Regions from separate parts of the Homo sapiens genome. Here region 1 is linked to region 2. A link is a contact called in ENCODE POLR2A ChIA-PET data. All regions are on one chromosome and are shown on one strand. Each heading gives the region's core, a stretch centred on a gene start or an enhancer-like site at or near the end of the contact. The rest is flanking DNA. Distances are from core to core; before and after follow the strand shown. Region 1 overlaps GTF2IRD1 (GTF2I repeat domain containing 1). Region 2 holds the start of CLDN3 (claudin 3).

Region 1 (6,778 bases), core at 2,763-5,262, 830 kb before region 2:
CCAGGCTTCAGTGAGCTATGATCGAGCCACTGCATTCCAGCCTGGGCCACACAAAGAGACCTTGTCTCTTTTTTTTTTTTTTTTGAGATGCAGTATTGCTCTCTCACCCAGGCTGGAGTGCAGTGGCACGATCTCAGCTCACTGCAAGCTCCGCCTCCTGGGTTCACACCATTCTCCTGCCTCAGCCTCCCGAGTAGCTGGGACTACAGGTGCCCGGCTAATTTTTTGTATGTTTTTTAGTAGAGACGGGGTTTTACCATGCTAGCCAGTATGGTCTTGATCTCCTGACCTTGTGATCCACCCACCTCGGCCTCCCAAGGTGCTGGGATTACAGGTGTGAGCCACCGCACCCGGCCTTTTTTTTTTTTTTGAGATGGAGTTTTGCTCTGTTGCCCAGGCTGGCGTGTGCAGCGGTGCGATCTCCACTCACTGCAACCTCCACCTTCTGGTTTCAAGCGATTCTCCTGCCTCAGCCTCCCGAGTAGCTGGGATTACAGGCATCCGTCACCACGCCCAGCTAATTTTTGTATTTTTTAGTAGAGACGGGGTTTCACTATGTTGGCCAGGCTGGTCTTGAACTCTTGACCTCGTGATCCGCCCGCCTCAGCCTCCCAAAGTGCTGGGATTACAGGTGTGAGCCATCTCGACCGGCCGAGACCCTGTCTTTTAGAAAAAAAAAAAGTAATAATTAATAATGAAGATAAATAACGCTTTGGTTCCTTAAAAAGAGGTACCTCGCAGGGCCGTTGGAAGCACCAGCCAGGAGAGCTCAGGACCAACCCTCCCCTGAGTGCACCAAGCCAGGCACCTGGGCGGTGCGGGAGGGTGGCCCGAGGGGAGCAGGTGCCCCGTCTCGTTTTGTGGCCCGTCCCTGCGCCAATTATTGCTTTATTACTGTTTTCAGTCAGATATAATTCCAGCATTTTCTATAATCTTGATCTTTTCATTGATACCAGATTTTTGTACAATGATTTGTATATAAAATGACTGTGTACCCACCAGAATACATTCCCCGGCAATTAGAACGTTTAAGATGCAGCTCCTAACCGTCCTTCATTTATTACTTTTGAAAGTGTTTTGTGATTTTTTTGGGGATGTGTTTACAAATCCAATAACAATTCTCATTTAGAGTTGCAAAACACGAAGCCATTTCGAACCGAGACAGATGGCAGCTAAATGAAGTTTAATTAAAGAATGAGTGCTTTGAATCAAATCACTTTTTAAAAAGTACAGTACACTGAGATTCTGGAGAGGTTGCATAAACAGCATCTGGGCGCTTCTGCGAGGAAAAGAGTCAGTAAGGCTTTCCCATCGGATAAGGGGCTGGGCGGGCGCAGGGTGGGCGAAGGGAAAAGCGGCCCTTTGCACAAGACCTCTGTCCTCTGCCTGGACACACCTCCCAAAGCCCAGGCCTCCAGGGACTGGGGGAAACTCACAGGAGGCAACCTCTTGCTTCAAACGCTTTGGCTTGGAGCAGGGGAAGGGGGTGGGAGAGGGGTCCCCACTTCTGCCCTTTCTTTAAGACATAGGGTCTCGCTGTGTTGCCCAGGCTGGAGTGCAGCGGCTCAATCCTCTGCTTTTAGGGAAGCGGGAGGATACGAGGGTTTGCTGCACCGACCCACTTAATTGCACGCCATCTGCACAGTGAGCCTGAAAGAGAACAGATTGGGAGCTTCGCGGGCCTTTGCGCGGATGAAGGAGGATCGGGTTCCCCGGCCCGCCCTACCCCCGGGCTCTGCGCCCTCTCCATGCACGGGATGGCAGTGCCCGCGGGCACAGTCTCAGCCCCGCCGCTCCCGGCCGGGGCAGGAGCCACTTCCGGCTCTGGCCGCGGATCTGAGCGGTGGAGCGGGGGCGGCGGGTCTAGACGACCGACAGGCGCCAGCGGGCGGTGGCGGGCGGGAGGGGGCGCCAGGTGGGCCGGGCCCGGGGGACGGAACGGTGGGACAGAAGGCTGGGGACCCGACCCCCTGCGAGGCGCCTGGAACGCCGCACCTAGATGCTTGCACTGGGTGCAAGGAAAGCAAAACAGATTTTAAATCCAGAGTCACAGGATCGGGGGTGGGGGATGGGTTACAGGACGTGAGGGTTGAAGGCAAGGTGGCAGCTGCAAGGACTCTTCAGATCATCTTGACTTCATAGGCAGTTTCTGCTTGGAGGTGGTGGCCAGTTGAGGAGGTCACTCCTGCCCCCATCCTGGAGTGGAAAAAGTGGGCCCGGCCCAGGGCAGGGGCTGAGGGTGGAGTGGAGGCGCCTGGTGGCACTGGGAGCCACTAGGAGGTGGGAGGGAGGAAGGTGAGGCTGGCAGCTGACTGGGTGGGGGGTTTGCACCAGCGGAGAGGGGGTGGCTGTGCCAGGCACGTGGTTTCTAGCGTCTTTCCAGGAGGAAGTGTGGTCTGGAAGGCTGGGATGGGGCCTTCCTCCCAGCTCTGGGCATGGATGGGACTGACCCTGAGGACTGGCAGAAGCCCTGGACTAAAGTTTTGACCATTTCCTCAGCTGATTCAGAACTCAGTCCCTCCAAGCCACAGGCCTCATTCTGGGCCCTGGGTGGACGGTTAGAGCCAGATCCTGGGACCACCCTGACCCCTGACTCTCCAGAACCCCTCGTCCACCCGACTGGCTGACCCTCTAGTTATTTTCTCCACCTGGCCCAAACCACTGCCATCTCTCTCTCTCTCTCTTTTTTTGAGACGGAGTCTCGCTCTGTTGCCCAGGCTGGAGTGCAGTGGTGCGATCTCAGCTCACTGCCAATCTCTGCCTCTTGGGTTCAAGAGATTCTTCTGCCTCAGCCTCCAGAGTAGTTGGGATTACAGGTGTCCACCACCATGCCCAGCTAATTTTTGTATTTTTAGTAGAGACAGGGTTTCACCATGTTGGCCAGGCTGGTCTCGAACTCCTGGCCTCAGGTGATCCACCCACCTCAGCCTCCCAAAGTGCTGGGATTACAGGCATGAGCCACTACGCCTGGCCTCTACTGCTATCTTCTGTTGGAGCCTCCCAGGTGGTCTTCTGATGTATTCCTCCCTTCCTTCTCCGACATCTCTCAGCGGGCAGGGGCACCCTTCCAAAATGCAGACCTAGGCCTGGCTCTCCCCCAGGTACTTCCTGCTGTGGGTCTCATTTGCCTTCTGGAAATTGCCTTGGCCCGGCTTATGAGGCCTTCCACGTGGGTCGGTGAGAAAAAGTACGCAGCTCTGTCCCAGAGTGCATGGCTGGGCAGGTGTAACCCAGGCTGGATGTCTGCCTCTGCCCACCACTTCAGCCCGGCACCATGTGTAGGAGACACCTGCTTAGCGTCCTCGGGAACCCTGACTAAGTCCACACCTGCCCTGACATGTCACCTCCAGCCACCCTGTGTCTGCTCTGGTGACACCTTCTTATTCCTGGAACGTACCCAGTCCCTGTCCAGCTCCGTTTTTGCCCACATCGCTCTCGTCTTAAACACCCACCTACCTCAGCCCTCCTCTCTTTGTCCCCCCAAAGCCTCACTTGCTCTTCAAGCCTCAGCTTCAAGGACTCTTCCTACTTTCTGCACTAGGTGAGGCCCCCCCGCTTTGTTTTTTCAGAGGCAGGGTCTTGCTCTGTTGCCCATGCTCAAGAGCAGTGGTGCAATCACGGCTCACTGCAGTGTCAAACTCTTGGTCTCAAACAATCCTCCTGCCTCAGCCTCCAGAGTAGCTGGGACCACGCACACACCACCATACCCAGCTAATTAACATTTTTTAGAGAAAGGGTTCCACTATGTTGTCTAGGCTGGTCTTGAACTCCTGGCCTCAAGCGATCCTCCCACCTTGGCCTCCCAAAGCACTGGGATTACAGGCCTGAGCCACCGCACCAGCCCTACTCTGTTTTGTACTCCCTGGCAGCTGCCTCCCCAATTAGGACACTCAGCTGCTTGGCCTCCCCAGCCAGAAGGGCAGGGCTCAGTAAATATGTGTCACCCAATAAGCAGGGACTGGGTGCCAGGCCTTGGACGCCTGCCACGCTCTTGTGACTTGTCTTTCTGCCTTCAGTCTTGTCCCTTCCTTCAACTTCCCACCTGCCCCTAAAGTGGTCTTTCTGAGACACAGCTGGGACCCCATCACTCTGCTTGTCAGGTATCCAGAGCTCTATCCAAAATCATCCCAGGCTGGGCATGGTGGCTCACGCCTCTAATCCCAGCACTCTGGGAGGCTGGGGCAGGAGGATGGCTTGAGCCCAGGAATTTGCAGCCAGCCTGGGCAACATAACCCAAGACCCCATCTCTACAAAAAAATCAAAAAATTAGCTGGGTGTGGTGGCTCACACCTGTAGTCCCAGCTACTCTGGAGGCTGAGGCAGGAGGATTACTTGAGCCCAGGAGTTTGAGGCTGCAGGAAGATATGATCGTGCCACTGCATTCCAGCCTGGGGACACAGAAAGAACTTGCCTCTGAAAAAAGAAAACTTGTCCTGCCCCCACCCCACCCCCCTTTTTTTTTGAGATGGAGTTTCATTCTTGTTGCCCAGGCTGGAGTGCAATGGTACAGTCTCGGCTCACTGCAACCTCTGCCTCCTGGGTCCAAGCAATTCTCCTGCCTCTGCCTTCCAAGTAGCTGGAATTACAGTTGCGCGCCACCACACCTGGCTAATTTTTTTGTATTTTTAGTAGAGATAGGGTTTCATCATGTTGGCTGGGCTGGTCTCGAACTCCTGACTTCAGGCGATCTGCACACCTTGGCCTCTCAATGTGCTGGGATTACAGGCGTGAGCCACCGCACCTGGTCTCCAAACCCCTTTTTGAAGAAGCCTCCCATCCAGCCACAGTGCTTCACTGGGATGGGCCCCTCCCTCTCTGACATTTACCATATTTAACACTTTTTTTTTTTTTTGAGACAGGGTCTTGCTTTGTCGCCCAGGCTGGAGTGCAGTGGTGTAATCATGACTCACTACAGCCTCAACCATCTTTACTCAAGCAATCCTCCTCCTGCCTCAGCCTCCTGAGTAGCTGGACTCCAGGTGTGTGCACCACCACGCCTGGCTAATTTTTGTGCTTTTGTTTTGTTTTTTTGAGACGGACTTTTGTTCTTCTTGCCCCAGCTGCAGTGCAATGGCGTGGTCTCAGCTCACTGCAACCTCTGCCTCCCAGGTTCAAGTGATTCTCCTACCTCAGCCTCCTGAGTAGCTGGGATTACAGGTTCCCGCCACCACACCTGGCTAATTTTTGCATTTTTAGTAGAGATGGGGTTTCACCATGTTGGCCAGGCTGGTCTCGAACTCCTGACCTCAGGTGATCCACCCGCCTCGGCCTCCCAAAGTGCTGGGATTACAGGCATGAGCCATCATGCCCGGCCTCATTTTTGCATTTTCGTACAGACGGGGTCTCCTTATGTTGCCCAGGCTAGTCTCAAACTCCTGACCTCAGGTGATTCACCCGCCTCAGCCTCCCAGAGTGCTGGGATTACAGGTGTAAGCCACATTTAACATTTTCTAGAGAAAGGGTTCTACTATGTTGCCTAGGCTCATCTCAAACTCCTGGTCTCAAGCAATCCTCCCACCTTGGCCTCCCAAAGCATCGGTATTACAGGCCAATGAGGTCGAACTCCTGACCTCAAGCAATCCACCCACCTCGACATCCCAAAGTGCTGGGATTCCAGGCATGAGCCACCACGCCCGGCCCCGTGGCACATTTTCCTTCCGTGGCTTTTCTTCTTGAGGTCACGTGCTCCCAGGAGCACAGAGAGCTCTGGGGTCTTCCTGGACACTACCTCTGCTGTGATGAAGAAGGAGGGCCTTGGCAGGCCACCTGAGCTGCGTTTCCTGACCCTGTCCCCAGTGACAGCTGCGGCCACGATCCAAAAGAGAACATGAAACAGTGACCGTAAAAGTAAAGGCAACACTCTTTTTTTTTTTTTTCTTTTTTTACTTATTTAAAAAGGCCTTGGTGGCAGGAATATAGTGTAAAAATCATTGGAAAAACTAAAAGGCATCGATACATATCCGAATATACATTTTGTACATAAATTACATTTCCTTTAGTCTTTCTGAGTGAGGTCCTGATTCAGTACTGAGGTCTAGTAATTAAGAGGTCCCGGGAGCTGCACGTTCAGGCCGGCATAGTCCACCATGTACATTGGCCATTGCTAGAGAGAGGGACAAAGGGACTGGATTAGGACTCCAGGTGATGCGGAACAAACCCAAAATGCTTAGTTCTGCTTTTGGAAGAGCTTTCTCAGAGGCTATTTATTTATATTTTTTATTTTTTTGAGATGGAGTTTCACTCTTCTGCCCAGGCTGGAGTGCAGTGATGCAATCTCGGCTCACTGCAACCTTGGCCCCGCGGGTTCAAGCGAGTCTCCTGCCTCAGCCTCCCGAGTAGCTGGGATTATAGGCGCCCGCCACCATGCCCGGCTAATTTTTCTATTTTTAGTAGAGACGGGGTTTTGCCATGTTGGCCAGGCTGGTCTTGAACTCCTGAGCCTCAAGTGATCCGCCTGCCTCGGCCTCCCAAAGTGCTAGGATTACAGGCGTGAGCCACCACACCCAGCCTATTTATTTATTTTTGAGATGGAGTCTCGTTCTCTTGCCCAGGCTGGAGTGCAATGGGACGATCTTGGCTCACTGCAGCCTCAATCCCCTTGGGCTCAAATGATCCTCCTGCCCCAGCCTCCCAAGTAGCTGCGACCACAGGCACGTGCCACCATGCCTGGCTAATTTTTTTTTCTGAGACAGTGTTTCACTCTTGTTGCCCAGGCTGCAGTGCAATGGCGCGACCTCGGCTCATTGCAACCTCTGCCTCCCAGGTTCAAGCGATTCTC
Region 2 (6,519 bases), core at 3,064-5,563:
CTTTCTCTATTCTAAATGTCTGCTCAGTTTCTTTGGCCATTTTTTAATTGGTTTATTTGTCTTTTTATTATTGAGTTGTAGGAATCATGGTAGGTATTGAGCAAAAAGCTGATTGGAGCTGTGTTTGCCCAGAGGCAAAGTCTTATTTGCAAAGTCCCTGAAGTTTGGCCTCTGGGCATGAAGCTCTGTCCTGCTGGCCTCATCTCAGTGCAGCCCTGCCCAGCAGGTCCACCTCCCCCAGGCTCAGGGACAAGCCCCAAACCCAAGCAACTCAGGACAACTCTTGTCTCACAGATGGGGAAACTGAGGCTCAAGGTGGTAAAAGGACTGGCTCAAGCGCTCGTGACCCAGGAGAGCAAAGCCAGGCTCAAGTTCAGATCTACCTTTTCTCTGTACAATTTCTCTGGACATATACATGCCCTGCCTGGCTGTTTTCTGCTTTTATAGCATACTTAACATCGCCTCTATTCTTACCATAACCCTGGAAGTGAGTCATGCAGACACCATTTCCCTAATTTTATAGAGGAGGAAACTGAGGCTAAGAGAGGCGACGTGACTTTCACCAGCCTCAAGGCCAGCAGGCGTAGGGCTCACAGTGCCCAATCCAGGCACAACTGGCAGTGCAGTGGGGACCACTCTGGGCCTCAACCCCTAGTCTAAGCCCAGCCACACCACCTGGAGGGTCTACTTTTCTTCTGGCCCAGAGCCACCCCCACTCACCAGGAAACTGTAGCAGCCAGTAGTCCACTGGAGGACTTGAGTTATATGAACTTCCTCTAGAACAGCTCCACCCAGCACCAGCTGGGCCCTCTGGACTGGCACTCCCAGATCTGCCCAGGCCCTGCCCAACAGGTGCAGCCCAAGACCTTTGCTCCTGAAAGAAGTAGAACCCTGGTTTCCATGAGCCCCTGACACTGTTTCTTACTCTTCTTCTTCTTTTCTTTTTTTTTATTTTTTTGAAATGGAGTCTCGCCCTGTCGCCCAGGCTGGAGTGCAGTGGTACGATCTCAGCTCACTGCAACCACCGCCTCCTGGGTTCAAGCGATTCTCATGCCTCAGCCTCCCGAGTAGCTGGCACTGCAGGTGCATGCCACCACGCCCAGCTAATTTTTGTATTTTTAGTAGAGACGGGGTTTCACCATGCTGGCCAGGCTGGTCTCGAACTCCTGACCTCAGGTGATCCACCCGCCTCAGCTTCCCAAAGTGCTGGGATTACAGGTGTGAGCCACTGCACCCAGCCATGTTTCTTGCTCTTCTATCATTCCAAGGCTTAGGCATTTACAGAAGAGGGCACAGGCTGCATGCCTGTGATTTGAGATATGGAGGCAACCCCAAAAAACCCCAAGGCCCAGCTCAATGGGGTCTCTCTTCTCTCTGGAAGAGCCCTTGACTCCTACAAGATGACCAAGCCCCCTTGACTCAGCACAGCAGTATCCCTTTATCAGTCATTTATGCCAGTAGGAAAGCCTGGGTAGGCAAGGTTGAAGGAACATGAGAAAGTCTTCCCTTCATTCAAGTCACTAAATCGACTCTCTGTTGAGTACCCAACACCATTCTAGGCAATAGGAATGCAGCAGTGAATAAAACCAGCAAAATTCTTGCCTGTTCTGGGACATTACAGATGTCCCAATGGAGCTGACATACTGGAACAGAAAGAAAGAAACAATTTAAAAATTGGCTGGGTGCCATGGCTCATGCCTGTAATCCCAGCACTTTGGGAGGCCAAGGCGGGCAGATCATGAGGTCAGGAGTTCGAGACCACCTGGCCAATATGGTGAAACCCCATCTCTACTAAAAATACAAAAATTAGCTGGGCGTGGTGGCACGTGCCCGTAGTCCCAGCTACTTGGGAGGCTGAGGCAGAAGAATTGCTTGAACCCAGGAGGTGGAGGTTGCAGTGAGCCGAAATTGCACCACTGCACTCCAGCCTGGTCAAAAGAGCGAGATTTCGTTTAAAAAAAAAAATAGGCTGGGCACTGCTGCTCACACCTGTAATCCTAGCACTTCGGGATGCCAAGGTTGGGGGATTGCTTGAGACCAGGAGTTCAAGACTAGCCTGGGCAACACAGTGAGACCCCATCTCTACAAAAAAAAATGAAACAATTAGGTGGGCTTGGTGGTATATGCCTGTAGTCCCAGCTACTTGGGAGGCTATAGCTAGAGGATTGCTTAAGCCCAAGAATTCAAGGCTGCAGTGAGCTATGATAGTACCACTGCACTCCAGCCTGGGTGACAGAGCAAGACACTGTCTCTAAAATAAATAAATAAATAAGTTATTGAACGTTCCCAGCACAAAGAAATAAAAGTTTGAGATGATGAATATGCCAATTACCCTGATATGATTACTATACATTCTATGTATTAAAACATCACTGGGTGTGCCACGCGTAGGTACGATCATTGCCAATTTAAAATTTTTTTAAGTACAATGAAACATAAATAAGAAAAATATAGAATATTGTCCGATGGTGTTACATGCTAAGCAGAATATAAAGTATTAAAGGGGGGCAGGCATTGTGGGGTAAGAAACTGCAATTTTATTTTATTTTATTTTATTTATTTTATTTTGAGACAAAGAGTCTCGCTTTGTCACCCAGGTTGGAGTGCAGGGGTGTGATCTCAGCTCACTGCAACCTCCACCTCCTGGGTTCAAGCAATTCTCTTGCCTCAGCCTCCCGAGTAGCTGGTATTACAGGCGTGTACCACCACGCCTGGCTAATTTTTGCATTTTTAGTAGAGACGGGATTTCGCCACGTTGGCCAGGCTGGTCTGGAACTCCTTACCTCAAGTGATCCACCCGCCTCAGCCTCCCAAAGTGCTGGGATTACAGGCGTGAGCCACCGTACCCAGCCAGAAGCTGCAGTTTTAAATAGGGTGGTCAGGGAAAGACTCACTGAGAGCAAAAAGCTGAAGGCAGTTAGGAGTAAGCTATGTGGATGTCTGCAGGCATGTTCCATGTACAGGGGACAGTAAGTGCAGGGACTCTGAGGCAGGGGCATGTGGTATGCAAGGGCTGCTCTGAGGGGAAGAGAGGGGATGGGGTTAGGAACAGCCCAGGCTGAACCTCCAAGGCCAAATCTGAAGGGCTCTGAGCTTGGTGAAGAAGGGGGAACGATCGTCCAGGTGTGACAGCCAGGGCTTTGAGTGTAGCATTTCTGACTTCCCAACCTTTTTTTTTTTTTTTTTTTTTTTTTTTAAACAGGGTCTGCTCTGATGCCCAGGCTGGAGTGCAGTGGTGCGATCATAGCTCACTGCAGCCTCGAACTCCTGGGCTCAAGTAATTTCCTGCCTGAGCCTCCGGAGTAGTTGGGACTATAGGCACACGCCACCACACCTGGCTAGTTTTTTAATTTTTTGTAGAGACGGGGTCTCACTATTTTGCCCAGGCTGGTGTCGAACTCCTGGTCTCAAGCAATCCTCCCTTCTCAGCCTCCCAAAGTGCGAGGATTACAGGAGTCAGCCACCACGGTGCTCGGTCCTGCCCGATTTCCCACTTTTGCGGAGATCGAACCTCTTTCACCACCATTTCATTAAGGTGGGCCTCAGCCCTGACTCAGGCTCAAAGGGAGGGAGGACAGGGCTCGGAGAGGGGAGGGGACTCAATGGGAGGAGGGGGACTTCTGGGAGGGGAGAGCAGCTTAGCTAAAGGCATGCAGGCTCACGGCCAGCGATGGGAACTGGAGGGAGAGCTGGAGAGGAATTTGAGCTTAGTTAGGCTTAAGGGCATCTTTTGGGTACCTTTGCGCAGGCAGTCCCTGGCTTCTGGGCCCAGCAATTCCTGGGCTGGACAACCCCACCGCCCGGACTCAGGCTGAGCCTGTGCGACGTGTGTACGGGAGGGGCAGAGCAGCAGGTGCGCGGCTCCTGCAAACAGCCGCGGCCACGCCCACCCTGGTCCTCCCCGCCCCGCCGTTCCGGGGTAATTGGCAGCGCCCCCATCCCCACGCGGCACGTGCCAAAAGCGCCCAAAGTGGTGAGGAGAGAGAAGCCGTGTCAAATTCTTTGGGATTTGCACCCCAAGCCCCTGACGCATCCCGTCCTCGGTTTTGCCCCGGAGAATTCATTCCCGAGCAGAGAGGGACAAGGACCGAGGGGCGGGGGCTGGGTCAGGTCCCGCCCTTCCTTGGCAACCCCCCTACCCCGGCGTTGTGGGCCGCGCAGGGCCAAGTCCTTCCTCCCAGGACGCTCGGTGAAGGTGGGAGGCAGGGGCCACGTCACTGTCCTTAGGCCCTGGAGAGCGCGGCTCCGCCCCTACCGCCCCCACCGGAGCGCTGGGCACTTAGCTAAGACGCACCGGCCCCAGCCCAGGGCCAGCCCAGTCGCCGCCGCCCGCCCACAAAGCCACAGGCAGGTGCAGGCGCAGCCGCGGCGAGAGCGTATGGAGCCGAGCCGTTAGCGCGCGCCGTCGGTGAGTCAGTCCGTCCGTCCGTCCGTCCGTCGGGGCGCCGCAGCTCCCGCCAGGCCCAGCGGCCCCGGCCCCTCGTCTCCCCGCACCCGGAGCCACCCGGTGGAGCGGGCCTTGCCGCGGCAGCCATGTCCATGGGCCTGGAGATCACGGGCACCGCGCTGGCCGTGCTGGGCTGGCTGGGCACCATCGTGTGCTGCGCGTTGCCCATGTGGCGCGTGTCGGCCTTCATCGGCAGCAACATCATCACGTCGCAGAACATCTGGGAGGGCCTGTGGATGAACTGCGTGGTGCAGAGCACCGGCCAGATGCAGTGCAAGGTGTACGACTCGCTGCTGGCACTGCCACAGGACCTTCAGGCGGCCCGCGCCCTCATCGTGGTGGCCATCCTGCTGGCCGCCTTCGGGCTGCTAGTGGCGCTGGTGGGCGCCCAGTGCACCAACTGCGTGCAGGACGACACGGCCAAGGCCAAGATCACCATCGTGGCAGGCGTGCTGTTCCTTCTCGCCGCCCTGCTCACCCTCGTGCCGGTGTCCTGGTCGGCCAACACCATTATCCGGGACTTCTACAACCCCGTGGTGCCCGAGGCGCAGAAGCGCGAGATGGGCGCGGGCCTGTACGTGGGCTGGGCGGCCGCGGCGCTGCAGCTGCTGGGGGGCGCGCTGCTCTGCTGCTCGTGTCCCCCACGCGAGAAGAAGTACACGGCCACCAAGGTCGTCTACTCCGCGCCGCGCTCCACCGGCCCGGGAGCCAGCCTGGGCACAGGCTACGACCGCAAGGACTACGTCTAAGGGACAGACGCAGGGAGACCCCACCACCACCACCACCACCAACACCACCACCACCACCGCGAGCTGGAGCGCGCACCAGGCCATCCAGCGTGCAGCCTTGCCTCGGAGGCCAGCCCACCCCCAGAAGCCAGGAAGCCCCCGCGCTGGACTGGGGCAGCTTCCCCAGCAGCCACGGCTTTGCGGGCCGGGCAGTCGACTTCGGGGCCCAGGGACCAACCTGCATGGACTGTGAAACCTCACCCTTCTGGAGCACGGGGCCTGGGTGACCGCCAATACTTGACCACCCCGTCGAGCCCCATCGGGCCGCTGCCCCCATGCTCGCGCTGGGCAGGGACCGGCAGCCCTGGAAGGGGCACTTGATATTTTTCAATAAAAGCCTTTCGTTTTGCACTCGCTGGAGCCTCCTTGTTCCCAGCGCCTCCACCTCCCTGCAGAGCTCCCCCTCGGGGCGGCCTTGGCTGGATCTCGCTCTCCCGGATGGAGCTTAGAGGGAAGATGGGGTTGTAAGCTGAGCTTGGTGATGGCGGGGTGGTCACTTGCCCACTCCCTGGGGATTCGGAAGACAGCCTGTGAGGCCAAAGCCAGCGCCCAATCTAGGAAGCAGGCATGAGCACTTTCCGCACGCCATGGCTGGGGATGGGAGGGGAAGGTGGCAGAGATGTGCCCCTGGGTCTGTGCTGGGAGCCCGGACCCCGCACAATACCCGACACATTCGGAATCTCCCGTGCGCCTTGTGAAAGAGCGCATTCCGTACTGCCATTTCCTATTGGAAAAACGAAAACAAAAAGACCTATTGTTTGGATAAAACACGCCACCAAAAGTAAAACCGGGCCAAATCTTCTCACCTGGGGGAGAGATGAGAAAGGGTCCCCATCTCCTTCCTGGGACCCTCAAGGGAGGGAAAGAGGGAGGACTTAGAAGGGGTATCTCAGAGGGGCTTGAGGCCGGGTCTCACTGGCTCACTCCTAGAGGACGAGGTGGGAGGCTCGCTTGAGCCCAGGAGTTCGAGACCAACCTGGGCTACATAGCAAGACCCTATCTCTACCAAAAAAAAAAAAAATTAACTGGGTATGATGGCATACACCTGTGGTCCCAGCTACTCAGGAGGCTGAAGCAGGAGGATGGCTTGAGCCCAGGAGGTAAAGGCTACCGTGAGCTATGATTGTGCCACTGCACTCCAGCTGGGGCAACAGAGTGAGACCCTGTCTCAAAAACAACAACGACAAAACACACACACACACACACACACACACACACACACACACACCCCAGAGGAGTGGTTAAGGTGAACAGTGTGGAGAGGCACTGGTGCCTTGGAGAAAA

Evidence for each region. ChIA-PET counts read pairs that join two places held with the same protein, here RNA polymerase II (POLR2A).
Region 1: POLR2A ChIA-PET joins it to region 2 with 12 read pairs in HEK293. The contact joins the enhancer-like site here to the promoter of CLDN3 in region 2. POLR2A ChIA-PET finds 5 or more read pairs at or near these places in 2 of 52 experiments (CD4-positive, alpha-beta memory T cell and HEK293).

The regions. Positions count from the first base shown.
Region 1 is chr7:74,601,690-74,608,467 of GRCh38, reverse strand. GTF2IRD1 (GTF2I repeat domain containing 1) reads right to left here. Exons shown (of 27, transcript NM_005685.4): 27 at 5,863-6,103. The coding sequence ends at 6,035. Among named protein-coding and RNA genes, the nearest start is that of MIR10525, 9.1 kb to the right of the region's middle. RefSeq lists a silencer at 1,561-1,970. Within about 2 kb of position 4,012, at least 9 of the 41 ENCODE cell types and tissues checked have a DNase peak (open chromatin) inside an H3K27ac peak, as active enhancers do.
Region 2 is chr7:73,768,064-73,774,582 of GRCh38, reverse strand. CLDN3 (claudin 3) reads left to right here and starts at 4,313. Exons shown (of 1, transcript NM_001306.4): 1 at 4,313-5,586. The coding sequence starts at 4,534. The coding sequence ends at 5,196.